Regions from separate parts of the Homo sapiens genome. Here region 2 is linked to region 1. A link is a loop called in an ENCODE intact Hi-C map of the cell type or tissue named here. Cell type or tissue: mammary epithelial cell. All regions are shown on one strand. Each heading gives the region's core, and the rest is flanking DNA. Links, peaks and the distances in the headings are about the cores only. Region 1 overlaps SATL1 (spermidine/spermine N1-acetyl transferase like 1). Region 2 has its middle 570 kb from the start of KLHL4.

Region 1 (16,262 bases), core at 3,768-11,767:
AGTATCATTTTTGTACTAAAAATAAGGAAAATAAAATAGTGGAGCACTGACAAAGCTATCAAATTTATGTCCTGCACATGTTAGTAATGGTGTCATCTTTATGTACCAAGAACAATAGCTTCCACATATCTAAGTAGTACTGTGTGTTTCTTTTTCTTGCTCTGAAAATACCACAAAACACCTTACCAGCTGCTGTTAACTCCATTGCATCTAGCATGTTTTCACAGGCAGCCAATTCCTGTCAAAGTAGATAAAACCTTCAGTTTATGATTTAGCAATAAATTATTAAGATGATAATCATCATAAAATTTGTATTAAACATTTATTGACATGTGACGTCCTGGGCAGTGTTAAAAGTGAGTCAGACTTAATCCCAGTCATCTAGAAACAAAATCTACAACAGTAATGCAACGAAAGGATGTATAAATATTATTAAAGAGAGAGATTAACTATGTTTATACCTCACACATATGAATGTTAATTATCCAGATTAGTAACCTTGAATGCAGCCAGAAACTGAGAAGTAAGGCAAAAAAAGTTACTGAGCATTCAAGGCAGCTGTCATAAAGTTTATGTATTATGAAGCTCATAGGCTTTACAGAGAAGTCTCTCAGGTGTTTGCCTATGAAATGTTTTTGCCAGTTTAACCTGAGGCTTTTTTATTGTGGCTTTTTACTATATCATTTTATTTTACATACTCAGGTTCTTTCCTTCATGGTTTATATCTCAAGCTTGAAAAGCAAAAAATATTCACTCGTTTTCTTTTTAAGATCATAATATTAATAATTGATTTGTTCAACTTTTTTTGGTGTAAGAAGTTAGGTACAATTTCACCTTTATCTTTTCCTCCCAATAGTCCCAACAGCACTTACTGAATAACCCATCTTGGCTGACTTGACATGTCCCTTTTATCATATACTACATCCTCATTTACAGTCATCCCTTTGTATCCATGGGAGATTAGTTTCAGGACCTGCTCCCTCAGCCCCAGGATACCAAAATCTGAGAGTGTTCAAGCCCCTTATATAGCAGAGTATTTGCATGTACCCTATGTACATCCTCTCATATATTTTAAATCATCTCTGGATTACTTACAATATCTAATACAATGTAAATATTATGTAAATAGTTATACTGTATTGTATAGGGAATAATGACAAGAAAAAAGTCTGTACATGTTCAGTACGGTTGCAATTTTTACAAATATTTTCAATCCATGGTTGTTTGAATCTACAGATGCAGAAGCCATGGATACAGAAGGCTGACTGCATACTTAAGAGAACTTCTGGACTCTCCATTCTGTCCCATTGATCTATCTTTCCACTAGTTACCATAGTATTTTAATTACTTACAGTTTTATAATATCTGGTATAGATCATCTCCCCTCATTACTCTTCTTTTTTGAATTTTTAAAATGTTTCTATGTGAAAATTTGGAGATTTTGACTGGAATTGCATTAAACTTTTAATGGAAAAAAGCTTTTAAAATACAGGAGAACCCCAAGGGCCAGATTACATAGAGCATTAGTAAGAAGTTTGGATTTTATTCTCAAGGCAACCAGAAGCTCAATGGAGTTTTAAGCATTTTGGCTGCTGTGTAGAGAATGGATTGGTCAGGGAGGACAATATTTATGTCGATACCTCCTCTAAGACACTGTAAGCTCCTTGAGGGTAGAGAGAGACTGTAATCCAAGAATCCTTATATCTTTTATACTACTTGGTATATAATCTTCCCCTAATATGCATTCAATGTTTGTATAATGAACAAAAATAAAATATTAATATGACCCAGCACCATCTGTGGTTCACCAATGGTCCAAAACCACACTTTAAGGACCACCACAATAAAAAGCTTTAGAAATTCTGGTAAGCAAGAAGTATGGCTGCCTGGCAATGAAATGACTAGGCTCCCAAATAATGCTGTGATGTGCTGATTGAGAATAGTATAAAATGAGTTCATACAGAGGATACTTGGAATGGGACAGTCAATAAAACCTGTAATATATTCAGCTAAGCAATTACTGTGATTGCAAACTCTAATAAACTCCTCTGCAAGGAGAGAATGTTTTGCAAACTTAGCAATGAACAGGAGTTAGGACAAATGGACATAAAATATTAAGAAGAACATAAAACTCAAAGCCAATTAGTCACTATATACATGTATGTGAGAGAGTAATTTAGCTTTTCTATTATTTTTCCACAATGAATACTCATTAAAATTACTCCCAATAAACATCTTATGTATTATCAGATACATGTGGCAAATTAAAAAGTAAATGTGGCCAGAAACCCTTCAGATAGTTTCATTGAAATGGGGTAATCTAGTGATGTATTATTCCCTTGGTGATGACAATGGGCATTGCTTGGAAAGCTAGGAAAAGTGCATTTGTCCAGGTAAAGAGATTAATTGTCATTCAACAATAAATTTATTAATTGCCGACCGAGTGTCAGATGCTAGAACTACAAAAAACTCTTTAAAAAATGTTTTCTACCACCTGGAAGAATGTGGATCTGTAATAATCTCTTGGGCATAGTATTTTGATAGGTTATCTAATCATTCAGATTAATGCCAGTTAGAGAAATGATGTGAGAATTTGTGGAAATGGAATAGAATGTAAGCCATAAAAGGATAGGTAACCCAATTCTTACAGATCTGTAACCAGGCCTAGAATCACTTCAACAGGTGGATTTCACTAGAAAACTATGGGTATTTTATTTTGGCCATTAAAACACACTCTCCAAAGGGAACACAAACTTGGCCTGATTTAGATAAGATTTAAATATATTAGTGAGGATATTATTAAAACATTTTCATTACAAAACACTTATGAGGGCTGCGTATCTACAATCTATGCCTTGCTCCAGCCACATATTTACTCCATAAAGAACATGGTTTACAGCTTTATATGGAATTCTGTAGGTTGTCCATCACATAAATGAGTGCTTTCAGCACCACAGAACTTCAGCACAGTAACTGTGACTACTAGATAGCTTGTCCCTTTAATTAACTGGAATGATTTCCAAGGGAGCCATTAAAATAAACATTTAAATGAGAAATATGTAACCCAGCTCCTTGGCTCCTGGGGGCTGTCTGTGGATGGGCTTCAGTGATCAATGAACTGTCTGAAAATGTATGGAAAATTTGTTGCATGTGAATATTGTTTTTTAGGTAGCTGATCATCAGTTTCTACAAGTAGGTGTGGCCTTAGAAGCAATGCGACTCCCTACCGCAAAATCCTAGCCACTAAAATATGAAATTCTATCATCGGTGGGTCATTTGTTTAAGGTAAGCATTTCTTTTCTCTAAGACACTCTTTTAAAGTTAAAATTTCCCCAGGAAAGAGAACACATTCAGTCCCTAAAATTTCCAGGAATTGGTTCCCCTATAACTTTTTGAGCCCCTTACTATATGCCAAGCAATTTATATGTAATCATTTTATGTTATTGTTTCATAACAACAATCTTTTGAGATATATATTGTTATAATCTTGATTTTAGATGCAGAAAATGAAGAGTAAAGAGGTTAAGTAACTACCAGAGGTTATGAACACATAACTAGCAGAGGCAGAATTCGAACCCCAACTATGCCTCCCTTACTCTTTCAGCCCTACACCAATGCCATGAGGCTCCATGTAATAAAAATAGGCTTACTTTAATCAGTCGCAAAATTTCTGGGCAGTCTCCAGCCTCTGCATGTCTTATTTGAAAGTAATCCATGCTTGTTTGCCTCATGCCCATTTGGCTCACACTTGGTTGGCTCCTGCCTGGTTGACTCAGGCCTGGTTGGCTCAGCACTAATTGGTTCAGGTCTTGTTGGCTCAGGCCTGGCTGACTCGGCCCCGGTTCCCATATGCCTGGTTGGCCCCTGCCTGGATGGCTCATGCCTGTTTGGTTCTTACTTGATTGGCTAGTGCCTGGTTGTCTCATGCCTAGTTGGCTGGGGACTTGCTGGCTCATGCCTGGTTGCCACATGCCTCGTTGCCACATGCCTGGTGGACTCTTGTTTGGTTGCCTCGGGACTGGTTGGCTCAGGCCTGTTTGCCATGTGCCTGGTTGGCTCATGCCTATTTGGCTTGTGCCTGATTGGCTGGTGCCTACTTGTCTCATGCTTGGTTGGCTCCCACCTGACTGTCTCATGTCTAGTTGCCACATCACTGGTTGGCTTATACCTGATTGGTTTGTGCCTGCTTGGCTCGTGCTTGATTGTCTGGGGCCTGATTGGCTTGGGGCTCGTTGCGGTGGACCTGGTTGGCTTATGCTTGCTTCACTCAGGACTAGTTCGCTCAGGCTTTGTGGCCACATGCCTGGTTGGCTCCTACCTAATTGCCATGTGCCTGGTTGTTTCATGCCAGGTTGGTTTATGTCTGGTAGGTTTGTACCTGATTGCCTCATGCCAGCTTGGCTCATGCTTGGTTGTTTCATGTCCACTTGGTTCATTTCATATAGGCTTGCACTCCATTGGTTCATGTCCATTTGGTTCATACCAAGTAAGCTTGGGCTTGGCTGGATTATACCTGTTTGGTTGGAATCTGATAAACTTGATTGGTTTGCGTCTGGTTGGCTCATGTCTGTTTGGTTCTTACATGATTGGCTAGTGTCTGGTTGCCTTATGCCTGGTTGGCTGGGGACTTGCTGGCTCATGCCTGGTTGACTCATGTCTGGGTGGCTTGGGACTTGCTGGCTGATGCCTGGTTGTTGCACGCCTGGTTGCCACATGCCTGGTGGACTCATGTTTGGTTGCCTCAGGACTGGTTGGCTCAGTCCTGTTTGCCATGTGCCTGGTTGGCTCATGCCTATTTGGCTTGTGCCTAATTGGCTGGTGCCTACTTGTCTCATGCTTGGTTGGCTCCCACCTGACTGGCTGTCTAGTTGCTGCATCACTGGTTGGCTCATACCTGATTGGTTCGTGCCTATTTGCCTCATGCGTGATTGGCTGGGGCCTGATTGGCTTGGGCCTGGTTGCGATGGGTCTGGTTGGCTTATGCCTGCTTTGCTCAGGACTAGTTGGCTCAGTTCTTGTTGCAGCATGCCTGGTTGGCTCCTACCTAATTGCCATGTGTCTGGTTGTTTCATGTCGGGTTGGTTTATGTCTGGTAGGTTTGTACCTGATTGCCTCATGCCAGCTTGGCTCATGCTTGGTTGTTTCATGTCCACTTGGTTCATTTCATATAGGCTTGCACTCCCTTGGTTCATGTCCATTTGGTTCATACCAAGTGAGTTTGTGCTTGGCTGGTTTATGCCTGCTTGGTTCGAGTCTGATAAACTTGATTGGTTCGTGCCTGATTGGTTCATGCCCAGTTGATTCCTGCTTTGTTGACTAAGGATGGGGTGGCAGATGATGGGTTGGCAGACAACTGATTGGCTGATGGCTGTCTTGATGGAACAGAATCCCTTAACTGTGCTGTGGTGGGAGGTTGTTGGCTGTTCCCAGTTCTTCTCAATTTGATTCGCCCACTTTGAGATACCCCTCTATCAAGGTGGGAATTGGAAAAAGAGAGGAGCACCTCAGGAAGATTATTAATGCCTCCGGTTTGCTGGAGTTGACTTCACCAGCGACCACAGCTGCAAGCTTGGCTGAGTTTCAGGTTGTCATCTGGCCTTTCCCTGCCAAAAGGGGGGAAGTAAAGGGAAGACGAAAATGATCCTGGAGGAGTATAACCACCAGCCCGCCCCTGCATGGTCACTGCATCATAATGGCGGTCACAATGCAGGTATCAAAGTGCCTACGTGCTCCCCCGTGTGGTGAGGGTGGGGCAAAGCAGGGCTCGCTTGACCACTTTATTTCATCCTCTCTTAAGAGCTTAAAATGGTGAAGCAAGAGGCTATAATGAGTCTCAGAGCTTATGCTTGGCACTCCCAAGAGTCCCTGCTGTTTTAGCCAATTCAAAGAAACTTGCCGCAACTCCCCTCCCTTTCCCTTCATCCCATTATTCAAATAATTCAATTCCTATTTCCGTCCTCATTTTTCACTTACACTGGAAACTAGTTGTCCCGATGAAGTGCTCAAGTCTCGAATGCAGATACTACGTCTTTAAAAATAATAATAGCTGCGCTGGACGTGGTGACTCACGCCTGTAATCCCAGCACTTTGGAAAGCCGTGGCGGGTGGATGGCCTGGGGTCAGGAGTTCGAGACCAGCCTGGCCAATATAATGAAACCTCATGTCTACTAAAAATACAAAAAATTAGCTGGGCATGGTGGTGGGCACCTGTAATCCCAGCTACTCGGGAGGCTGAGGCAGGAGAATCGCTTGAACCCAGGAGGTGGAGGTTGCAGTGAGCTGAGATCGCACTATTGCACTCCAGCCTGGGCAACAAGAGTGAAACTCCGTCTCAAAAATAATAGTAATTATAATAGCTACAGCCAACATTTACTGAGTTCCTTTATGGCCTAGGCTCAGTGGAATGTACGTTTCATTTTCTTATTCAATCCACATCAACACTATTATCCCCAATTCTGAGAAAACTGACTCAAAAGATTTGGTTACCTCCCCAAGGCTTCGTAAAAGTTGGTGGAGAGCCTGAATTCAGACCCAGATCTATCTTTCCAGGCTTTTTATTATTATTCGGTCCAGCCTCTTAAACACATTCCACTCGTTCTCCATCCTCATATCTGTGAGGTCAGGCATTTTGTCCTTTTACCTCTCCCCTCTGCAGGATTCATTCTCCCATCATTTTAACTGCTGGCTTACTTCCTCAACAATGTATATTATATAACTGGTTCTAATATTGTTTCAGATGGAATATTATTTATTTTTTAAATATACCAGAGAACTTTGGATGAGGCTGTTCTAAGTCTCACGCTGTGATAAGGGCTTTACATATGTATTATCTCACTTAATCATCAAAATAACCCTGTGATGCATGTACCGTTGTTCCCCATTTTATCAATAAACTGGAAGTCAAGTTAACTCAGTTCCCCAAGTGTAGTAAACGGAGGAATGGGGATGGGTATCCAAGGCCCATCCCATAGATAGAAGCTTTCAATTTAAATTAGAGACCCCAATCACTATTAGGCCTATGCTAGCTCTAAATTGTACCTAGAGAGCCCATCTTAGCATGACAAGCAAATCAAGTCACATCGCGGAACTATGTCAAGCCTAATACAAATTAGATGTATGTGTGTTGCTGCTTTCCATCTACCTTATAATAAAAACAAGAGCTAATATTTAGTGAATTATTTCTGTGGTGTCAGGCATGGTTCTAAGGAACACTTGTATTAACCCAATCCTCATAACAATCCAATGAGGTAGGAGATAGTCTTATCCCCATTTTTCAAGTAAAGAAACAGATTGAGAGAGGTTAAGTAACTTGACATAGGTCACACAGCTAAAAGTCCAGACAAAACAAGGAAAACCCAGTTATTTTGTTTTCTTCTGAAATGCAGGCAAAGAGATGAGATAATTTTGCTGTTTACTTTACAAAATCAAACAATTTGCATAATTTGTTGTGAGAATGGATGAAGTTTGTCTTTTACTTTCTTAGAGGAAGAGGCAAGTAATAGGTTTCTGGTTGATGTCTTTAATAAGTAAAGTTAGAAAAATGCAGTTTCATAATCTAGAATTGGTTAATGAGTTTATTTTGCATTTTCTTTACATGAGTTGAAGACTATTTAGATATTTGTTTTTTGTTATTTTTAAATAATATTGGGTTTGAACATAATGCATTTGTGTTTTTAACGGAACATACAAAAAATACATTTTTGCTTAAAGTTACTTATTAGAACAATTTGTCTCATCTTGGAAACTCAGAATAAGACTGGCTCCATCAAACATTCAAAAATCCACTTTAATTGGTACACCATCAGGGAAAACATAGTTTTTAATAGACTATTTTTTAAAAAGCTTCAGTAGTCAGTCTTTGCCACAAGGCGGCAGTGTTATCCAGTTTAGGAACCAAAAATCTAAGAAATATTGTAAGCTTGTTTATTTTAATTTGAAGTTTTCTTTTATTCCAGGTATTAACAGAAAATTTATAAAAGCCTAATTTTAGTTTTAACATACTATTTTATTAAAGATCTAGTTTAGGTAGTGAGGTTTGTAGGCCAAGACTTCCCAAATTCTTTTTCTAAAACTTCAAAATGTACATGCATTGTCTGCTCTACCAAAATGTTTTGAATTAATGTAACATATGAAGCCACCCCTCAGAGATCTATAATACATACAATCCCCTTTTTCTGTAGGTGCTAAGTAAAATCCAGACACTTTTAGTAGCAGAATGTATCCAAATCATGAGACAACGAAGTATGTTACCTGCAGCAAATTTGTAAGGGTCTGTAGCAACCTCAATTCTGGCTTCCCCAGAAGAAAGAATTAGACTGAGGGGCATAAGGTGGAAGAAGAGACCAAGGCAAGTTTTAGAGCAGGAGTGGAAGTTTATTAAAAAGTTTTAGAGGCCAGGTGTGGTGGCTCAGGCCTGTAATCCCAGCACTTTGGGAGGCTGAAGTGCGTGGATCAGTTGAGGTCAGGAGTTTGAGACCAGCTTGGCCAACATGGTGAAACCCTGTCTGTATTAAAAATACAAAAAATTAGCCAGGCTTGGTGGTGGGTGCCTGTAATCCCAGCTACTCAGGAGGCTGAGGCAAGAGAATCGCTTAAACCTGGGAGGTGGAGGTTGCAGTGAGCTGAGATCGTGCCACTGCACTCCAGCCTGGGTAACAGAATCAGACTCTGTCTCAAAAAAACAGCTTTAGAGCAGGAAGAAAAGGAAGTAAAGTACACTTGGAAGAGCGCCAAGCAGGTGACTTGCGGGATGAAGCGCACGGTTTGACCTTTGACTTAGGTCTATATATGTTGACTTACTTCCGGGGTCTTATGTTCCTTTTCCACCAATTCTTCCCTTGGGCGGGGCTGTCTACATGCACAGTGGCCTGCTACCGCTTGGGAGGGGCTGCATGTGCAGTGTGTTTACTGGAGTTGTATGCATGCTCACTTGAGGCATTCTTCCCTTACCAGACGAATAATCCTAGAGGGTCATATACCAGTTAGACTCAGACTCTGCCATTTTGCCTTTTAATGCGCATGCTTGAGTCCACTCACCCAACTCCTGAGATCTTATTGGGAAGATGCTGACCACCAGTTTCAGGTTTTTATATCTATAGGGAGACTGCCTTTCCTGGTGCCAGCTGTGACCAATTATTATGTTAGCAAAACAGTTAACAACTGCCTGACCATCACCTGATGGTCGCCTGACATTCCTGGTCAGGAGGGCTCTCCTGCCCTGCTCATGTCTGCCTGACTAACTACTGTAACATTTTCCCCATCAAGAGTTCAAGACCCTAATTCTTTGGGGAAAATGAATGAAAGTAAGTCTTCTGTAACTGCTTCCTTTTTCCTTCTGACAGCGCGGGGCTGGTGGTGGTGGTTCTGTGGGTCTTGGACTCTTGCTACCTGTCAGGGCAGGGTGGCTCCATGGGTTAGTGAAAGTGGTATCTAGCTAGGTCCAAGGGAGTCAGGGGCAGAATTATGCCTCTGTTGTGTCCCACTGATGGGTAGTCTAGGGTTTCTTTGTAAAAGGGTGACTCTTGAATATTGAGAGGATGATATCCCTCACTGAGGATCATTTGGAGCGTGATGGCGTGAAGGCAAGAGGAGACAAATCAGGTTATTTTTTAGAAGAATGTCAAACCAGAATAATAGGCTGCAGATAGCTCAAAAAAATCCTGAGGCTACCGACATGCTGCAGTAATGCCTGCTAAGAGTTAGGTGCATGGGGTTGCTAGCTGATTTCAATATGTGCCCAGAATTAGAGTGTTGATCCACATTTTTGCATTATCCAACCCTTTTGTTTCCTCTGAGCTGCAGGGAGAGATCACTAGTTGGTTCAGAGGAAAAAGCAGGGTTAGTCTACATTGCAGACAAAAACTCAGAAACAACTGATGAGTCTAGAGCCTAATAACACGTATACTATATTTTTTAAACATAATTTTTCTGTCTCCAGTCCTCATTTGTATTAAAAACAAATCATGATAAGACTGACTTGTTTTGCAAAATAAGCTTTAGTTTTATTATACTTGGCTTGATTATTTGCATAAAGCACAGCAAGAATAATTATTTGCCATATAAGCTCCTTTTAAAATTGGCTTTGATGGAACTTTGTTCCATAAGAAATCTCAGATAAGACTTTTTAAAACCTTAAGCCCAGCCATAGGTGGGTGCCATCAAATACCATATGAGTTGTGTAAATTCCTCTCCTCTTGAGATCCTAAGATAACTTGGGATCCCTGGGCCCGTCAGAAAGTGACATTCTTTACTTACCACAGGTTAGTAACCATGTACAGGGACTGTGTATACAGGGTATGAGGCCGGTTTTCACAAGAGACTTTTATTGGCTCTCTAAGTTACATTTGATTCCTTAAAAGAAAGTATGCTGTTCCAGTCAAAGATTTGGTAAAATTACTAGTGGCTCTAATTTTGTCCCATTACAAAAGAAAACAGATTTTTATTGCACTTATAAAAATAACTGTATTGTTATAAGTTAAGAATATTCACAAACAGTTTCCAAATTACTGAGAAACCAGGTAGAGAGGAACCAATATGCTCCAAATTTTATTTATAAGAGTATACTGTACTCAATTGTTAAAAGCTCTAAATAGCTCAAAAGAAATGTTTTCTTGACTCTGAAAAAAAGGATCAGCAACATTTTAAGCAAAAAGTCATTAAAGGATTATTTCAGTCCTCTATTTGTTCACTGCATGCAGTCCTGCTCTGCTTGATATTCATGAACGTTTTAGCTCTCCATGAGAGTTCTGAAAGCGTTTTCCTCTATTCTAATGTCACAATCTCCAAAGTTATCAGAAACCTGCTTTTGAGAGCAACCGTTAAAGTTCTATAGCTGATTATAAAACCACATTTTTAAGAGGATTAAAACAAGACAACAATTGTCTGTGGATAACAAAAAGTCTTAGGGCAGTGAGAGTCAAAGACAAAATTGAAAAGGAAATGTGTTACCTCTGTGGGACACAATAATTTAACACAACATATACTAAGTTATATCAGAATTACAGAAGGTTTGCATAACTTTGAAACGCATACCAATAACACATTTATAGAAATACAGTCTAAAGAAAGCCAGATTTTACCTTTGCGTTAGTGTACTATTGATGTCAAACCCAGTTCTTAATAAAATCTTATAGACAAATCTATACAATCTTAATCAGTTTGACCATAAGGTAGGATTCTTATAAAACTTTTATAACCCTTTACAATTTTCTGTCAAAGAGCAGAATTATCTCTTTTGTCTGATTCCCATATCTTATGATCTTTAAGGAGATGAGTAGCCTATTTTTTAAATAACTGCCACAAGGGGGCTGGACTTCCTTCCCTTTGAATATGAACTTGAAGGTCTTGATGCATACTGGGAAGGGGTTGGAAGTGATTAGAGAAATGGAGGCTACAGGAGGAAGTGGAAGGAAGTGAGAGGAATATTCATGGAAAGCCTTCAAATGCTTGAAAAAACAGCAGCCCTTGGATTCCAGAGGGTAAAGTTTATTTGCCCTCTTGACCTAATGGAGGGAAATTTGCAGTACTTGGGGCTTGAGGTAAGAACTTGCAAATGGCAAAGGAAGGATTTCTCCTCCTCCCAAAGGAGGGCTAACTCAAAAAAAGCAAATAGGTGAGTTCCTCAAAGGGCAACAGAGTGAGGCCCTATGCAGGCAGACAAACTGCTTCAAAAGCCACTGGAATACTTGGCCCTGTGGCATAACAGGAATGAAAAGTATATGGTAAGTCATAAACAGCTGGGACAGCTGGGGTTCCAATTAGTGTCTGTCCTGGCAATGTGCCAGAAGACAGGAGAAGGGTTGGAGGTCATCTGAGCTGGTAGGTTAAAAACAGGTATAAATCTCAGGGGATATCCACAGAGGAGCCCATGTTTTTGCTGCCAAGAAAACGTGGCAAGAGCTCTGGGTGCAAAAATAACAGGGAATGTGTGTTTAAGAAGTCACATGGCATGTGAAGTGTAACTAGAGAAAAGGCAGACTTGCCCCCAAGGTGTACATTCTGGCAGGTGCACAAGGCCATTTCAAAACACACACAGAGAGAACAGGAAAATAGGCAGCGTGGGTTCTTTGGAAAGAGCCGATTTTAGTTGAACAAGCTGAAGAAACCCCAGACATTGCACAGTTTTAGGCTTTCGCTCTGCCACTCTCATGAGCGTCCTGTCCAGGAGGGCCATTAATGTTTCAGTTCTAATCAGTGTGGACCCCAGGATCCTTCCCACCACCCCTGAAAGCCACACATCAGGGTGAGCTGAGATCAGCCAGGGGGAGCAGAGCCATTTGTGGCTGAGAGGAATCATTCTAGTGGTTGGTTAGTAGGCAGGAGAGTGAATAGGGAGAAGAAAACTGCATATGGGGGTTGAACACCTCTAGCCAAAGAATGAAAAGTATAGAGGTTACATGCCTCTATAAAGTGAAGTGGAGAGGTGTCTTACCACTGGGAAATGTATCCAAGTCACATGACACCAAAGTATGTTAGCAGCAGATTATATCCCAGTCGCATGGCATCAACGTATGCTACTGGTGGTGAATCCATGTGGGTCTGCAGAACAAAGAATTGAGAGGCATAAGGCAGAAGGAGAGACTGAGGCAAATTTTAGAGCAGCAATGAAAGTTTATTAAAAAGCTTTAGCACAGGAACAAAAGGAATTAATGTACACTTGGAAGAGGGCCAAGCAGGCAACTTGAGAGATCAAGTACAGGGTTTGACTTTTGACTTGGGGTTTTATATGTTGGCATACTTCTGAGGTCTTGTGACCCTTCTCCCATGACTCTTCCCTTAGGGTGGGCTCTCTGCATGTGCAGTGGCCTTTTAGCACTCGGGAGGGGCTGCATGTGCAGTGGAATCCTATGCATGCTCACTTGAGCCATTTCTTCCCTTACCAGCCAAATGTTACTAGAAGGTCATATACCAGTTAGACTCCACCATTTTGCCTTATAATGTGTATGCTTGAGCCCACTCACTCAACTTCTGAGAGACAGGAGAGACAGTATTTCAGAGAAACAGTTAACAACCAACTGACCATCACCTGATGGTCGCCTGACATTCCTGGAGGGCTGGGGGGTCTCTACTGCCCTGCTCATGTCTGTCTACCTACCTACTCCAATAATAGGTAGTCTCTAAAACAATAATTGGTCACAGCCAGCACCAGGGAAAGGCAGTCTCCCAATAGATAGAAAAACCCAAAACTGATGATCAGCAGCTTCCCAATAAGATCTCAGGAGTTGGGCATGTGGGCTCAAGCATGTGCACTAAGAGGCAAAATAGTAGTGTCTAACTGGCATATGACCTTCCAGGAACATTTGGTTGGTAAGGGAAGAATGCCTCAAGTGAGCATGCGTATAACTCTAGTAAACATACTGCATGTGCTCCCTTCCCAACCGCTAGTAGGCCACTGCACATGCGGGCAGCCCAGCCCATGGGAAGAATCAGGGGATAAGGGACACAAGGCCCCAGAAGTATGCCAACATATAAAACCCTAAGTCAAAGGTCAAACCGTGTGCTTTATCTTTCAAGTTGCCCACTTGGCCATCTTCCAGGTGTACTTTACTTTCTTTCATTCTCACGTTAAAGCTTTATAATAAACTTTCCCTCCTGTTCTAAAACTTGCCTCAGTCTCTCCTTCTGCCTTATTTCCCTCAGTCAAATTATTTCTTCTGAGGAGGCAAGAATTGAGGTTGTTGCAGACCCACATGTATTTGCCACTGGTAACAACTCCGGCTTGGTTTCATCTAAATAAATACTTGTGATTAAGAAAGGCATTTGTAGAATCTTCATCTAGAGCAAGCAGAGTTTAAATTTGTAAGAATCTTCTTACCTCAGAGCCAATATTGTTTTTTCTCTCCCTTTTAAGTTCATAGGCTTTTTTGGTACCCCTGTAAGATTCAAACAGGAAGGAAGAGAGAGAGAAAGGGAGAGAAAAGGAAAGGTTAGGGGAAGGAGACCTTAAAGCAAGGAGCCAGACTGGAACAGAGCTGACAAGTGGGATAGGTTCTGAAATAAGAACTTGAAGTGCTTTAGAGATATTCATCCATAAGCAACAATTACTTTTTAAAGTAATATTTACTGTATTATATTTTATTAAAGAATGCATGTTCATTGTAGAAAATATCTATGACAGGTAGACAGAAAATTACCTCTAGAGTTTGTTGTAATTGGAAAAAAGCACACTCAAGAATTTGAATTTTCTTCTTTTCCAGATATCATCAGCAAATTTTCAATTAAGGGAAAATCTCTCTCTTTGTTTTTGCTGTCTCTTTGCTTAGCTAAGGGTGGAGATCAGGGACAAAAGACTTTTTTTGTTTATAAAAGTTATCCAGCAGTAACCTTTTGTGAAACGCAAGATGGATCTGGGGGCTAGTCTGGGATAGGGGCTGATAATGAAACTGTTTTGCAAATAAAAAAAGAACTTAGCTTTTTTTTTTTTTTTTCCAGAGTGCAGTCTAGAGAAAGAGGCTGAGAAGAGGGGTTAAATGTAAGGTCAGAGCTCTTGGCATGAGGAGCAGAACCTGGCAAAACGGGTAGTAGGCTGAGGCCTAGGGCACAAAACAGCCAGTAAAAGGTTATCTTTAAGATGTCAATATTCAGTTTTAAATGTTTTCCTATTTGGTGCTATCTGGAAATATGTCTACCTTTTCCCCAATACTTTAGTTAAAGTTGCTTACCACACACCAGTCTTGTATTTGCGGTAGTGCATTTGGGGGCATGAAAGTGAAGGGATGAGGAGCCTGGACTGAGTCATGAACAGGTTTATAAGAAGAAGGTAACCCTGGAGAAGGAAGGCTGAGTAAAGAGAATAAATCTTGTTACCTGGGATGGAAACTCAAGACATTTTGTTATTACAAAAATAAGTGACTCCAGAAGATTGGAAGACATTTAGGTCACTTACAAAACACATAAAATAGAAATGAAAAATTGCTTAGAATCCTATCTGGAGATAACCACTAGTTACATTTCAGTGACTATCCTTCTACTCTTTTCTTTTTAAATACATAGAATGAATTTTTAAATAAAATTGAAGTCATAGTTGCTTTTTTTCACTGAAAAATATATTGTATTCTTGAAAATCACTGGGAGTAGATTTTAAGTGTTCTTATCACAAAAATGATAAGTATCTGAGGTAATACATATGTTAATTAGCTTGATTTAGCCATTTCACAATGGATACATACTTCAACACAGCATGTTGTACACGATAAATATATACAAGTTTTGTCAACTAAAGTTAATTAAATACATTTTTATAAGCAAACAAATATTGGCATATATATATCATTAGTCTTCCACAGATCCATAGCATTACATATAATATTTCAAAAAATTATTATCATTCAACAAATACTTATTAAACATTAAGTATGTGCCAAGCTGTTTGAGGCAATGCCAAACATTAATCAAGTGCCAGGTACTATGGCAAATGCTTTTTATACATAATCCCATTTATTCATCACAATGAGTTAGGCATAAGGACCCCAATTTCACAGATAAATAAACTGAGGCTTAGAGAAGCTACAGTCCCTGGGTTCAGCTCCTGTCACTGTTGTCCTCTTTCAGCACCTCTGCTCACATGTGATCCTCATCCCTTCACTTTCATGCCCCCAAATGCACTACCGCAAATACAAGACTGGTGTGTGGTAAGCAACTTTAACTAAAGTATTGCGGAAAAAGTAGACATCATGTGCCCACGATTATAAACCTTTAAAATGATTGAGCCAGGTTCCAGATTCAGAGCTAGTATGACTCCAGAGCCCACTGCTCTCCATCAGATGCTGTCACTTCACCGCTTAAGTATATGTTTTCATTTATTTAACCAATCTCATATTTGATGTGCATTTTAATTGTTTCCCATTTTGTGGCATTAAACAATGTTCCAGGAAACATATTTGTATAATACATTTTAAAATAAATATCGCTTTAAATATTTCTTGGAAACTCTGGAGGCTTTTTGTAAAAATATCAGTTGACAATGCCTAGAAAAAGGCCCTATTTAAGATGCTTAAATACCTTGCATTTGATATGTAAGTCAGGGAATGCCAAGTTAGAGCCTACTTTTTATGTTAAAAAAATCTGGTTTTACTTTAGCTCCTCAAATACTTTAAGGAGAATCAGAGGAAATTGGTGGAGAAAAACTATCCTTAAGAGGGATTTTGGATACCATTAGTAACAATTAATGATACTTAAAATATCTAGGTATTTTTATTTTAATAACCAAGAATAAAATGAAGTTTAGTGTCTTCTTAAATTAAGCGAATAAAAGGCTAAAATAA
Region 2 (16,262 bases), core at 3,561-11,560, 1.8 Mb after region 1:
TGCAAACAACAAATGTATTTTAATGTATGGGCATTCTAAAAAAGTTAGCAAAATCTTATAAGAATTTCTTTTTATCCCATAAAAGCCTCTTTGATTAAAGGCAAACATTAATGGCAGTTGAATTCATGAAGACGCATGTGACAATCCTATTCATTTTAAATACAAAATTGTAACTTTATTAGTAGAAAAACAAAAACAAACAACTTAAAATGAGTTACTTGTTCGATGACACCTTGGAGGAAAAAAATTGTGCAATTAGAGGGGTCAATGAGGATGCTTAAGAGTATTTTGTTAGGTTTACATAAATTTTGTTTACCCGAAAGTGATGAGAGAACAGAAAATAAAATAATCTTGCCCTCTAATCAAAGGATGAATGTGTTGATTGACCTAGCTACAATTTAAAAATTGCAAAATCTTGAGTCTGAACTGTCACAAATAGACTAATTGAGTAGGCCAAGAAGAGTTCTAGACATAAAGCCTGTTCAAAATATTAAATATCATTAAACATGTATAAAAGTTATTAGGAGTTGGACATACTCCCAAATCATTAAGGAGGTGTATTATCTTGGTAGCTAGGGTATAATTAAAAAGAGACAGAAAACTACTGATAATTTTCACAAAATCAGTTATTCAAGTGGTTCTTTGAGATTTGCATTTGATTTATATCATTTCCAACTTCCAGTGCTGACACAAGATTAGTCCCGTGTAATAGTTTTCAGTAGCTTAAATAATAATTCACAATTTAAATAAATAATGATACGGATAAATTCAAACTCTTCACCTCATTGAACTTATGAAGATACTTCTTGTATTGTTTTGGTACCATTACTTGATAATGCTTAATACAATATTATGCACACAGTAAGAACTTAAACACAAACTATCGCAAGAACAAAAAACCCAACACCACATATTCTCACTCATAGGTGGGAATTGAACAATGAGAACACATGGACACAGGAAGGGGAACATCACACTCTGGGGACTGTTGTGGGGTGGGGGGAGGGGGGAGGGATAGCATTAGGAGATATACCTAATGCTAAATGACGAGTTAATGGGTGCAGCACACCAACATGGCACATGTATGCATATGTAACAAACCTGCACATTGTGCACATGTACCCTAAAACTTAAAATATAATAATAATAAAATAAAACATAAAAATAAAATAAAATAAAAAGAACTAAAACACTCATTCTATGAACTGGTTTATGTTAGGACTAATACATTTAAGTTATAAATTTTTATTGAAAATAATAAGAAATGATAATCTTCCTTCTGAAATAATAAATTTGTTAAAAATTTAAAAGGTAATTTAATTATTGAATAATAAGTAAAATGTTACGTCAATTTAAAATGGTGGTTACCAACGCGGTTTCACCTGCTGAGACAAACCATGTTTTTAATGTCCAGAAAAACGACTTAAATTATTTTTAATTGTTCTAAGGAACAATCAATGTTTATGCATATACAACATTAATTATTAAAATACACTAATAGTATAACAAAATGCATTCATTCAGGTTAATTTTGGTTCTATCATGTAGATAGATAGAACTACAATGTAGTCTTATATATGCAAGGGGAAATACGTGGGAGCATACTGAATGATGTTTACCAGGAAAAGCTAATTACCTATGGTTGCTGTTTATGAAAAAGAGGGACATGAACATTAAAATGAGGTGATAGTTATTAGTTTTTGGAAAAGCACCAAACTCAAACCTAAGCCCACAAATTTATTGAGTATACATAATTCTTAGTCAACTATTTTAATTTGGGAGTAATCAGCATATACATGGCACTTGATTTATAAGACATACAGAGAACAAGAGTTAAAACTGAGCAGAGGAAGATGCCCTAGAACCAGATTTTTAAAAATGTCATTGGGGGAGAGGGAGAGGAAACAGGAGAAAGTGTTGTTATGGAAACCAACAGAAAGTAAAACTTAATTTGTTTTGTTTTCTGCAGAATGCCTAGTGCCTAGAATGGCCATTGACTTAGAAAATAGTGTTAAAATTTTTGTTGAATAAGTGAATGAGTTTTAAGCTAAATGAGGATGATTGTCCAAGGTGGTTTATCATAGTGACAGTGAGAGGAAGAAAATTGTCTGAGTAAATTGCATGGGCCTTAAAGCACAAAGAATTTTGTTCTAATGAGATAGAGAGTAAACTATAATGGTGACCAAGGAGGATGCCATGGGTGAGAAATGTTAAACAGTCTCCACTAAAGAGAACTTCAAATAAACAATGTTTTTTGAGGAAAGATGGAGACAGGAACATAGCAAGTATTTCAGATACTTTGAGGTGAGAGATAGGGGAGGGATATTAGCGGAGATGAGAAAATACACAGTAGGCATTAGAGATGTCCAGAGTGTGAGGTGTCATTGTTTTCTTTAGTCATTGATAAAAAGAAAAAAGATATGGTGAATTTAGTTTCAAAAATTTCTTTGAATTGGAGAAATCCCTGAGCTTTGGCTTGAATGCCCATAAGGCTTATTTATTCTAAGTGGGTAATGGAAGATCTCAGAGAATGAATCTGATACATGGCTGGCAATTGCTTTATAGTGGCTAACTTTTTCACTCTTGAGATACACCATGTGTGGAATTCCTAAAAGTAAAGATAAATTCCACTATTCTCAAAGAAGTGATAATCAATTTTATCGACAAGCAAATTAATAATTGTTTCTGTCATCTTAAAAGTTTATCCTGAATTTTACAGGATCATAGATAACCAACCGTCTCTTCATGTTATCTCCCATAGCACTTCGAACTATTTTTCTATTGCTTGTACTACAAAATTAATTAAAGACAATAGTATGAGGAAAGGTGTGTTATATAATATAGCCAATACATTTACATTAAAATATGTAAGCACACAGAAACTTAGATATAAACACACCTGAAAAGATACACATACCCATAAATATTGATCACACATTTTCCCTGCTTAAAAAGAATATAGTGATTTATATTTTATCATTTTGCTTAAGTAGATAATACATTATCTACAAATAATATATACTGATTTTGGACTGAGAAAAACCTGTATGTTTAAAACTTAGACACTTATATTTTTAAATGTATAAAAATTATGATATCACCTATATTTTTAAATGTATAAAAAGAAATAACCGTATACACTGAAACATTAATGTTCTAATGATAGAAATTAACAAAAAGGCAAAACTTCCTAAGTAGCATGAGGAATACAACTGTTGATTTAAGAAAAAAATTATAAGATGTCATAAGGAACAGAAGTAACTTCACAAAATAAGTAACACTTAAGCTGAACATTTTTAAATGGTAGGGGTTTAGAAAACATTTTGTTCTGGGTGATAGAATCAGGTAACTTTTTAGTAAATCTCTATGCTTTTCTGTTTTAAAAATTTAAAACCTATAATTGGTATGCCAAGGGCTCCAGTGAAAAAATAGACAATATGAAAGAACTGATAATGTAAGCAGAGAAATATAAATTCTAAGAAAAAATTGAAAAGAAATGCCAAAAATCAAAACACTGTAACAGAAATGAAGAATGCCTTTGATGGGCTAATTAGTAGAGTAGACACACCTGAGGAAAGAATCAGTGAACTTGAGAATATATCAATAGAAACTTCCAAAACTGAAAAGCAAAGAGAAAACAGAATGAAAGAAAAACAATAAAATATCCAAGAACTGTGAGACAGCTACAAAAGGTGAAATATTTGTGAAGTGAGAAATCAGAAGAAAAAGAAAGAAAGGAAGAGAAGCAACATTTGAAGCAATAGGAACTGAGAATTTCCCCAAATTAATGTTGGATATCAAACCACAGATCTAGAAAGCTCAGGAAATATTAAATAGAATGAATAGGGGTAGGGGGGAACTACATCTAGGCATTTCATATTCAAACTTCAAGAAGTAAAACCTAAAGAATAAAATATTGAAAGAAGTCAGAGGGGGAAAAAAGGGAAACAATGATAAGAATTACACCTAACTTCTCAGAAGCTATGCAGGCAAGAAGAAAGTGGAGTGATATATTTGAAGTATTCAGAGAAAATAACATAGTAACTTAGAAAATTTTTCAGGAGAAATAATAACAGCATGGATAATAGTATAGGGAAGTGGAAATAAGAATGAATACAGAGCAGATATAGTTGATCAGCCTACTAGAAAAAATATAATTAGTTTTGTGGAGAGCTGTGGCATTGTTAAAAAATTAAGCCAACGATATCAGATTTTCACCAATTTCGTTAGAATGAGAATCATTGCCTTAAGAGAATGGAATATCTGCGGTACTCATAGCACAAAATGGTGCTTACTTCTCTGATGTTCCTTCTCAGTTTCCATTGCTTCATCTTTCCATTGCCCAAATTCTAAATACAGGCATTTCCCAAGATTCAGTACTAGGACCATTTTTTTCCTATGTTCTCTGACCTTTAAATATCTCCTATATTCTTATGGTTTTAATAATGTGTAATACAAAGTTTTCTATTCCCAAATCCATCTCTCTAGGCTAAAAATTTTTTAAGCTTCAGTCTGGGATATGCACAAAATGTGGGATATTTCCTTCATAGCTCTGACCATCAGGTACTTCAGTCAAAGTATTTCTAAAACCAAATATTTTCCTTCATTTTACAACCATATTCCCCATTAGACATCTCACTTTTCATTATATTGGACTTTTTTTTTCTTTTTCCATCAACTTCTCTCTCATCTCACCTTTCTCATCACAATCGTCTTATTCTAAGATGTTATGACCTCATGCATGGATCACTGCAATAGTCTTCTAACTGATCTCACCACCTGTAGTGTCCCCCCAACCCATTCTATCCCATTATCTCCAGATTAATCTTGCCGAAAGTTTGCTTTGATAATGTTACTTTCCCCATCCCAATTCACCATGACTCCCCACTGCTTATAGGATAATGTGGACCTCTCTTTCAAACTCAGAAAATGTTTTCTTACTCATTTTACAATTTATTCCAAAATTAATCATCATCTCCAAGGAAACTGGCCTATTCACTCCCTCCCCCACAAAGCACTTTACACTTGCACACAATGATGGCTTCACTAATGGCATTTTTGCCCTTTATTCCACCATCTAAACTCTACTAATCTTTTGGCCCATAGTTCAAAGCTCCTCTTATATGTGAAATATTCATTCAAACAGGGTTTGGCTAGTCCTTACTCTGTGATAGGATCTGTGCTATCATTTAAGAATGTCATGATAAGAAACAGCACTTTTGGTCAGGTAACTTGTGTTCTAATAATGGAAGTGAACAAAAAGGCAAAACTTTTCAAGTAGAATGCGAATGCAGTTGACGGTTTGTTCAACAAATTACTAGATGTCATAAAAAACAGGAATAACTTCACAAAAGAAGTGACATTTAAGCTGAGCATTTAAAAATGATAGGGGTTTAGAAAACATCAGCAAAAATATTAAAGGGACTAAGTAGTTTTAACAGAGTAATGCAAGGGTAGAAATAATGGCTGTTTTCAGATATTCAAATGGTGATTATGCATAAGACAGTCTTGATCTGTATTATTACGCTTTGGCTATATTGAGTTGAGGTTCCTGTATGAAATTCTAATGTAGATATTTAGTAGGTTGTTAAATATACAGCGCTGGAGTTCAATAGTGTTGTTCTTAACAACAATGAAGACGTTTCTCATTCATTAAAAATAATTGAGGGTCTACTATGGGTCCAGTACTTTAAAAAATATTGAAACGTATTGTTTTGTTTTATCTTCACAGCACGCCTATGTGGTAGCTATTATTGTTCTCATTTAACATATGAGGAAACTGAGGTATAGAGAGAGACATGAAAGTAGTCATCAGTGGTAGATGAGACATGATGCAGGTGAGATTATTTAAGCTAACTGGTAAACTCACAGCACCATCGAATAGAACTTTCTTCAATAGTAAAAATACTCTATAATCTGCCTTGTCTTATACAGGAGTCATTAGTCATATGTTGGTATTGAGCACTTAAAATATGGCCAGTGTGACTGAGGAATTTAATATGTAATTATATTTATTTTAGTTAATACAATTTAAATTGGGACAGACGCTTGTGGCTAGTGACTACTGTACTGGACAGGGCAGGTAGAGTAGGGGGAGATAGGGTTGTGTTAGAACTTAGAGGATGTCAAACTGCTAAGAGATGGGTAGGGGATTAAATCATTTGAAGGATACCTTTGGCCATCTCAGACTAAAGTAACTTATTTATCTGCAAACCTTTTCACCCATCTGCCTTCCACTTTGTTCATTTTGGACATAACATACACTGCCTGCTTGGTTCGCAACTAATCACAACATAATCATTAGCAAATATAATGCAGAAAACATTTTTAAACTTTGAACCTTGTTCAGTGCATAATATACTGTTAGTAATCTAAGAATCATTTCTACTTGATTGATTTGTTTTTGGTCTGAATCTGTTTGCAATCAGTTTTTGGAAGCAATTTAGCTTTTATATATTGACAATTTGGGTCTGAGTAAGAGAACAAGAATCTCAAAAAGTACAGAAATTGTATTCAAGGTAAATAAACAGTGGTGGAGTACAGACAGCTATATATGCTCTTAAAATTTTTAAAAATGCAAATCTTTAAGTAACGTCAAAATCTTTCAATATTATGAATAATAATATGACAAATTTTGGTAGACTACATTAATTTCAGTGAGAATTATTATTTAATACACACACAATTGCAGTTTTTTGAGGCAGTATTTTTTACCCGTTGGTATTTTGTTATTGCTACTCTGCAGTGATTCATAAAAATAATCATATTCCTCATCACTTTGTTGGAATTTCTATCTTGCAATTAACAAAGGGCAAAGAGCCCTTTTTTGAATTTTTTCCCATGGAGTTCCAGAAATTAAACTTACATTCACAGTACCACCTTATGCTGGTCAGGGGAACAGCTGGTCTAGGTTTTATTATGATTTACTGTTAGTTAATAAAAAAACTATTGCTGTTTTCCTGAGTTTAAAACCTCAAAACTGAAAACTAAACCCACACATAGTTTGCTGGAATTAAATTGTGACAAGAGAAGAGCTGCAGGAGTGTGACAAACCTAATGCGAACACTCTTACCCTACCATGTAAGAGTGAGAGTATCCAACTACTGTGTGTTGAAGAGAACAAATTGTTTTTATTATAATAGGAACACAATTTTAGACCAACTCTATATGTACTCTTTATTTGTGGTTAGTCTATACAAATTGGAAGATGTAAACACTTTACAAATATGTCTTTGTGAAGCCTAATGATAAACTTGAACATAATGATAGACTCTTAAGAAAAATTATACTCAATTTGGATGGCAAATTAGATCTTTCTGTCTATGCCTTCTCAACACTGATTACCCCAGTGGGAAGAAAGTTAATCTGAAGTTTTTGTTTATATGACCAATACATGACCATTTGTGCAAATATTAGTTTTAAGTTATTTGGGATCATATATCATTACCCAAGTTTCAAGGAGATAACAATTATAAAAACATCTGGACTGAGAATGAAAGCTTCTCAGCCCTAGTCTTGATTTTGCCATAAACTGGATATGCGAACACAGCTAATAATCTGAACATTTTTTGGATCAAATCTCATTCTAAAATGAGGGAGTTGGACTACTGGATAATCTTTAGGGTGTCTTCTGGCACTCTGAGTGTGTCAGAGATCATATTTGGTAATTATTAATACAGAAAATTCAACTTAGTGAACTGTACCACCAGGCTTTTCCAGAAGTAATATTATGTGATGGCTAAAATACTGAAGGCAAATTTTCTTCTGGCTACCACACATATGGGTTCTACTAACTGGAGCAATAGCTTAGGCTTTGATTCTAAGACAGTACCAAAACCAGTTTAAAATTAACTATCCCATTGTCATGCTCAGCTAGAGAAAAAAAGGCTGGCAAACCAGATTTACTAGTTTCTTTCTCTACAAAAAAAAATTGACAAATTACATAAGTTGCATGATTACAGAAATGTTAGCTAAAATTGAAAGTTAAAAACAGAAATTAAGACCAGAAATACCATTGTCCCATCCATTTAAAAAATAGAATGAATAAAAAACTTTGACATTCTTAAAGGAAACAAAATGTGAAGTGGAATAAGTGAGAGCAACACTACACAGAAGAATGTTGCTACACTGCCGCTTAGTGGTAGCCATGTGAAACTAAGTTGAGTGAAGATGAGTCAAAAACTAGTCTATTAATGAATTACTGGTAGCTCTTACTTCAGAGAATAGGTTAATTCTAGTAGTGTTGCATAAAACAAAGTTAGATCAAGAGGACAGTATTTTACCAGTGTTTGAGTTATAAAACTAAAAATATAGTCTCATGGAAAGTGCTTTGGCAAGTGGACATAAAATTATAATTAAGAATGAAACATAATTTAAGTATTTTCAAAGGAAAATAAGTCTTAAAGCAACAAAATAAACATCTTCTACTCAAAAGTCACAAAACTATAACAGTGAAGTAAACATGCAAAATGTAACTGTAATTTTTACCTCAAAATATTTATTTCCAACATGCAGGCAATAATCTGTGAAATAAAGATAGCTAAAAATATTTTTTTACCAGAGTCTTTAACTTGTTTCATATCTCCTTAACACTATTTTTATATATAAAATATTTACATTGATTTATTGCACACTTTAAGACTTAAAGCTTACTGATATATCTGTAGTGTATGTATATCTACTGATTCTTGTTTACACATACCCAATTCACCCTTTCTAATTACCAGGAAGTCATGATACTCAATATAGAAATTATAGGACCTCCTCAAAATGTTACCAAAGTGGTTGACTCAAAATGTGAAGGTATGAAAGAGGTCATAATGTTAAGTGTAATTGTATTAGTCCGTTCTCACATTGCTATAAAGAACTGTCTGAGACTGGGTAATTTATAAAGAAAAGAAGCTTAATTGCTCATGGTTCTGCAGGTTGTACAGGAAGCACGGCTGGGGAGGCCTCAGGAAACTTACAATCATGGTGGAAGGCAAAAGGGAAGCCAGCAAGTCCTACATGGCTGGAGCAAGAGGAATAGAGAGCAAAGGAGGAAGTGCTACATACTTTTAAACAACCAGATCTCATAAAAACTCAGTCACTATCATGAGAACAGTAAGGGAAAAATTCACCCCTATGATCTAATCACCTCCCACCAGGTCCCTCCCCCAACACTGGGGATTTCAATTCAACATGAGATTGAGGTGGGGACACAGAGCCAAACCATATCAGTAATTTACTGAAATGTTTTGACATTGCATCTAAGATGTCAAAACATAATAGAAAAAATAAATAAATTGATTGATTAAAAAGCTTATAAATAAAAAGAAAAGAAAGAGTCTATTTTTTGTCTGGCCACAAAGTTTCAAAAACAAGAGCCTGGACTTGGCAGCAGATATGTCTGCTGCTCTGTGGGAAAAATGTAGAGCATTGTAAAAAAAAAAAAAAAAAAAAAAGTAAAGCATTGTTTGAAAGTAATTAGAGACGAGAGAGAGAGAGAGAGAGAGAGAGAGAGAGAGAGAGAGAGAGGGAGAAAGTATCCTGAAAGCATTATATTCCCTCGTTTGAGTCAGGTTCAAATTTTGGACATGTGGCTTCAACACATTTTTTGGATTATGTGAATTATACCAGTTTCTAGCTAATAACTCTACTTATTTTTTTAAAGTTTGGGCTAGATTACTGTTGCTAGCTTTTTTGACTCATTCTGAAGTATGTAGTGTATATATGCTATTTTATGTCTATTATCAATTCTAGTTCTGATAATAATCACCCTTACTCCAACAGAAGTGGATCTGTAGCCCCAAATAGTTTGAGAATGTTTATTTACTGAATTTTTGAAACTGTTTTTCTCTATGTTTACAAAGTTGTGAGGTTAGCCTAGAAGCTGCCTAAGATTATCCTCCCTTCCATACAGGCAAGAGATTCCTAAAACCATTTGAAGTGCTAAATCCAGTTATCCTTAAGACAAGATCTTCCAGTGACCTAATCACAACTTGCTTAAGTTACTTTAAGTTAGGTTTCTGTTACAGCAATCAAAGGAATCCTTAATAAATGGAGCCTTCTGACTGATAACATAAAATTTTGCTCAAACATCTTGAAGGGAAAGAGTTAATATAGCATGTATATTATATGAAACAGCTCATTTGTGCTTAAGAATGATTAGCTTCAATCTGTGGGGAAAAATATGGCAGATTTCCTTTTTATTTCAATCAACTAAAAATATGACACTGATATTTAATCCAGAACTGAACACAATAGCTACGAAATACTAGTTGGTCAATTTTTAAAGTTATCATGCTATTATGTTTTTAATCTACACAAATAAAATATGGATCTACTAAGTTCATTCTAGTTGTAAAAGTTTTGAGCAACAAAGAAATAGAGTAGAACACAAAAGTTCTCTGTCAATTCCCATTAATTCCTACTTTTCTTTACAGAAGAAACCAGTGCTAATAGTTTAGGATATATTATCGTAGCCATTAATATAATCATTTGTATCTCAATAAGTCTTCATTTATTAATATATATTTAAACATGATATGCATTGCATTTTATATATTTTTTCTCAGAGGTAGACTTCACGTTGGGATGTGTGGTTACGTGGTGGCAGTTAGATAGGTGTTAACATCCTCAAATAGCAAAAAAAAAAAAAAAAAAAAAAAGAGATTTTGAGTGTTGATAGTTTTTAGCTTATTTCCTTCCTGGGTAAAGTTACTATCTGTTTCTCCTCTCTATTTCTGTTGTGGAGAAAGAGATTTACTTCTGCCTTTTTTTTTCCTGATGTGTCACAACAAAATTAGAAATATTCGACACTGTGATAATTTTTGGGTTATTTTATTCCTGGTAAAGTTACTATTTGTTTCTCATCTCTAGTTCTGTTGTGGAGAATGAAATTTACTTCTGCCTTTTTTGTGTGTGTGCATTCTTTTTTCTGATGTATCACAACAAAATTAAAAATATTAGGCACTCCCTTTCTTTAGAGATGACATCTCAAGTTTATTCTGGGCACAAATAACAACGCTGCCACTAACAACATTTTTTGCATATGGGGTAATGAGAGTGGAAGTGTAATAGGAAAATGGCCATACATGGTTCTGAAAGTAAATGCTTAATCACTGCTTAACATCTATTTGTTTTCAGTTTGGAACCTTGCTATGTCTCTCCATGAAATACTGTCGCTTCTTTCAGAAAATGAATAAAATCTCATACACAAAGGAATTTTGAAATCGGGGAAATAAACACATGAATAAAAAAAGACCAGTAGTTAGAGGGTACAAATTTGCATTAAGGGTTCTAAGTTCTTTGCATTGTTTAGGACTTACACACAGATATATACACAGACATTATTTTAAATAGCTTCAAAAAATCATAATAAAATTTAGAAAATATGTTGAAATTAATAAAAATTTAACATATAAAACAATGAGATATAGCTAAAGTCATGCTTGGAGGTAAATATATAGCCTTAAATTCATATATTAGACAAGAAGAAAGATTGGAATTTAATAATCTAAATAGTCATTTCAATAATTTGGAAAATACAACAGTTAAGCCAAAATCCAGTAAAAATAAGATTTTTATTTTATAATTTTTATTAACAATAAAAATTAAGATCAGAAGCTACTGAACTACAAAACATACGCCAAGGAGTTTTAAAATTCAGAAGTTTTTTCTTTAAAAATAATTGATAATTACCTTTACTTAATAAAGTAATTATCAAGATAAAGAAAAAAAGATAAAATGACAATTTTAGGAATGTGACTGATCATGCAGACATTAAAAGATGAGAGGATATTAACAACATTGGGAATACATTTAAACATTCAGATAAAATTGATAAATATCTTGAAAACTGTACTATACATGACTGACACAAGCACACAGAATGTCTGAATAGTTTTCTATCTATTAAAAATCAATTCTGTAATTTGAAGTTTTCTACCACCAAAACTCCAGGCTTAGATGACTTCACCAGTGAATTATTACAGACCACTAAGGAAAGAAAATGACACCAATATTAACCTAAACATTTTATGATAATAAAAAAAAATTAAGGACTTACTTTGTAATTAAAGTATGATGCCAAAATCTGACGAAAACATTACAAGAAAAGAAAAGAACATGCAAATATCTTTTAGGAACATGGAAGCAGAAATCCAAAATATATTAGCAAGTCAAATTAAATGATATATGAAAAGGTCAATATATCATAATCAAGTTTATAATAGAAATGAAAAGTTGATTTAACATTAGAAAATTAATGTAAGTCATTATATTAAGAGTAAGGAAAAAATGTAAGAATCTCAATAGATGCAGAAAATTTATGGGATGCAATTCAACATTCATTCATGAGCCAAATACTTAGCCACTAGAATTTCAATGGCAATTTATTAATATTTAAAAGAGTTTCTCCATAAACTTAAATATTTTTAACGATAAAATATTGAATTTTTTGTGGAATTGGCATTAGGCAAAGAGGCAAACTGTAAACTCTGTAATAATGTGAGAAAGGAGAAATGAAAAGTAAGGATTGCAAAAAGAAATAATACAGTTATTATTCACAGATGACATGGTTGTGTATTTAAAATCTGAATAAATCTGCATAAAAGATTATTAGAATTAATAGATAAATTGAGACTGCTAGCCACAAGGTCAATATACAAAAATCAATTGCATTTTATATACTAGCAACAGTTTAAAACAATGAAACAAATGGAGGAGTATAGCCTATTCATAGATTGGAAGACTGTTAAAGGAAAGGAGTCCAGAGTCAGACCCGAAGAGAGGGTTCTTACATCTCATGCAAGAAAGAACTCAGGATGAGTCCATAGAGTAAAATGAAAGCAAGTTTATTTGGAAAGTAAAGGAATAGAAGAATGGCTACTCCACAGACAGAGCAGCCCTGAGGGCTGCTGGTTGCCCATTTGTATGGTTATTTCTTGAAGATATGCTAAACAAGGGGTGGATTATTCCTGCCTTCCCTTTCTAGACCATATAGAGAAACTTCCTGATGTTGCCATAGCATTTGTAAACTGTCGTGGCACTGGTGGGAGTGCAGCAGTGAGGACAACTAGAGGTCACTCTCATGGCCATCTTGGTTTAGGTGGGTTTTAGCTGGCTTCTTTTCTGCAAGCTGTTTTATCAGCATGGTCTTTATGACCTGTATCTTGTGCTGACCTCCTATCTCATCCTGTGACTTAGAATGCCTTAACTGCCTGGGAATGCAGCCAAGTAAGTCTCAGCCTCATTTTACCCAGCTCCTACTTAAGATGGAGTTGCTCTGGTTCACATGCCTCTGGCATTTCCCTTCTCCCTTTTATAAGAGAACCCTTAATCTTAAGGGTTGCAGAGGGGCAAAGATCCGTCTTCTGTAACTTCTTCAGGCGGAATAGGGGCAATGATATTCCTGCCTAACTATTAGAGTCTCTTGTATTTAGGGTAGAGAGAAACTCAGTCAGAAAGCATCAGTATAGTGAGGGTCAGTCATGACTCGAGTTCCGACAAAAGGTGGTATCTGGAAGATAAGGATTGCAAAAAGAAATAATACAGTTTTTATTCACAGACAACATGGTTCAGTATGTAAAAATCTTTAAAAATATGCATAAAAGATTATTAGAATTAATAGATGAATTAAGTGAGACTGCTAGCCACAAGGTCCATATATAAAAATCAATTGCATTTTATACCCTAGCAGTAGTTTTAAAAATAAAATAATGGAGGAGTATAGCCTATTCATAGATTAGAAGACTATATATTTTAATGATGTCAGTTCTTCTAAACTTCTTGGTCATATTCATCCAATCCCCATCAAAATTCTATTAGGTTTTTGTGAAAATTAACAAGATAATTTTCAAATCTATTTGGATAAATAGAGCACCAGAAATAATATAAGTGAAGGATGAACCAACAGGTATCAAGACTCATTATATAGCTACAGTAAAGATGAGAGTGTGGGATTGAGGTGAAGATAGTCAAATAAATCATTTGAACAGTCTAGAGTTGTGAAATAGACAACACATATCTGGACAGTTGATATATGTTAAAGATGGCTCTAAAGAGCATGCATAAAGGACCATATTTTAAATAAATATGTTGACAACACTGTGGAGAAAAGTGAACCCATCTACACTGTTGGTGGGAATGTAAGCTGATGTAGCTTCTATGGAAAACAATATGGGAGATTCCATTAAAAATTAAAAATAGAGTTGCCATTTGATCCTGTAATTCCTCTTTGGCATATATATGCCAAAAAATTGAAATCTGGATCACAAAAAGATGTCTGCAATCCTATGTTCATTGAAGCATTATTTGCAATAGCCAAGATTATTAAAACACCTAAATGTTCATTAATGGATGAATGTATAATGAAACTGTGGTTGATACATACAGTGGAGTATAATTTGGCCTTAAAAAAGGAGGAAATATTGACATTTGTGACAATATGGATGAACCTGGAGGACATTTTGCTAAGTGAAATATGTCAGACACAGAAAGACAAGTACTGCATGATCTCACCTATGTGTGGTATATGAAACAGTCAAATCCAGAGAAGTAGAGAGGAGAATGGTGGTTTCCAGGTGCTAGCAGGATGGGAAAATGAGGCAAAGTTTATCAAAGAAGACAAAGTTGCAGTTATGCAAAATAAAAAATTCTAGAGATCTACTGTGCAGCATAGGGCCTGTGATTAATAATAATATATTGTATTCATTAAAAATTGCTAAGAGCATAGATCTCATATTGAGTGCTCTTATCACAAAAGGGGGAAAAATAAAAAAAAATTTAAATGGGGGAAACTTGTGGAAGTGGTGGTTGAATTTATTGCATTGATTGTGGTTATGGTTTTAAAGGTGTATAGTTATCTCTAAATACATCAAGTTGCATATGTTAAATATCTAAGCCTCATATATGTCAATATTATTTAATAAAGTAGTTTAAAAACATGAATATTGGACTCTCACACAATACACAATAAAGCAATCCTAGGTTTACTATATGTACATAGCAAAGTTAAAACAATGAAAATTCTAGTAGTATCATAGGAGAATATCTTTTTATTATCTTGAAGTAAATAAATATTTTATAAACAAGACAAAATAATGCTGACTATAAAAGAAACAGCTACTTTAGACCCCACTAGTAAAAATGCATTGTTCAACAAGAGTTAAAAAAAAAAGCTAAACTAAATTACAGAGTGGGAGGAGATAGTTGTAAACAATGTAATGGAAAAAAATATATCAAAAACATACAAACAATGACTGTAACTAAATAAGAAATAGACAAACAATCCAAATTAAAAAAAATAATCAAAAAGCATCAGCAGGCACTCCACAAAAGTACATAGCTAAATGGATAATAAATATGAAAAGTATATGATTTCAACGGTTATCAGGAATATGTCACAATTAGATACCACTACAAAATTATCATAATGGTTAAAATTAAAAATGCCCATAGTGCTGAAATAGTGTTCTCATGTATTTTTGGTCTTTCTCGTGTTTTTAAGTTACTTTTAATTGGTACAAAATAATTTTCCAGAAGATAAAGTGTGATTTATTGATAGCTGTATACAACGTGTCATGATCAACTTAGGATAATTAACATATATATCACCTCAAACATGTATTACTTCTTTGTGTTGGGAACATTCAAAATCCTCTTTTCTTGCTATTAGAAAATATAGAATAAATTATTGTTAATTATAGTCACCATACTTGTCAATTTTTGCTTTTTTGCAATTGTTATTTGTGTCTTTGTCATGAAATCTTTGCCCGTTCCTATGTCCAGGATGGTATTGCCTAGGCTGTCTTCCAGGGTTTTTATAGCTTTGGGTTTTACATTTAAGTCTTTAATTCATTTTGAGTTGATCTTTGTGTATGGTTTAAGGAAGGGGTCTAGCTTCAATATTCTGCATATGGCTAGCCATTTATTCCTGCACCATTTATTGACTAGGGAATCTTTTCACCATTGCTTGTTTTGGGGGTCTGATTAAACTTACCATCTTTGGCACAGCAAAATAAACCATCAACAGAATAAACAGACAATCTACAGAATGGGAGAAATTATTTGCAAACTGTGCATCTGACAAAGGTCTAATATCCAGCATCTATAAGGAACTTAAACAAATTTATAAGAGAAAAGCAAACAACCCCATTAAAAAGTGGGCAAAGGACATGAACAGACACTTTTCAAAAGAAGACATACATGCAGCAAACAAGCATATATAAAAAAGCTCAATATCACTGATTATTACAGAAATGCAAATCAAAACCACAATG

The links. Hi-C counts contacts between places; a loop is a spot of excess contacts. Peaks named below come from ENCODE experiments on the same cell type or tissue, not always from the same donor. Only the 100,000 strongest peaks of a DNase experiment are listed, where the experiment ranks them.
Region 2: a loop joins it to region 1, with 9 times the contacts of the local background. A loop is called at or near these places in 3 of 110 quality-filtered maps.

What each region holds. Positions count from the first base shown.
Region 1 is chrX:85,103,678-85,119,939 of GRCh38, forward strand. SATL1 (spermidine/spermine N1-acetyl transferase like 1) reads right to left here. Exons shown (of 8, transcript NM_001367857.2): 3 at 3,651-5,603; 4 at 187-238. The coding sequence starts at 5,291. Among named protein-coding and RNA genes, the nearest start is that of APOOL, 110 kb to the left of the region's middle. In mammary epithelial cell, for the core only: CTCF peaks have their summits at 5,722, 7,865 (motif pointing right) and 11,329 (motif pointing right); a DNase peak (open chromatin) is centred at 3,894; H3K27me3 peaks cover 131 bases.
Region 2 is chrX:86,938,644-86,954,905 of GRCh38, forward strand. No RefSeq gene overlaps it. Among named protein-coding and RNA genes, the nearest start is that of KLHL4, 570 kb to the right of the region's middle. In mammary epithelial cell, for the core only: a CTCF peak has its summit at 8,144; no DNase peak of the experiment used is centred there.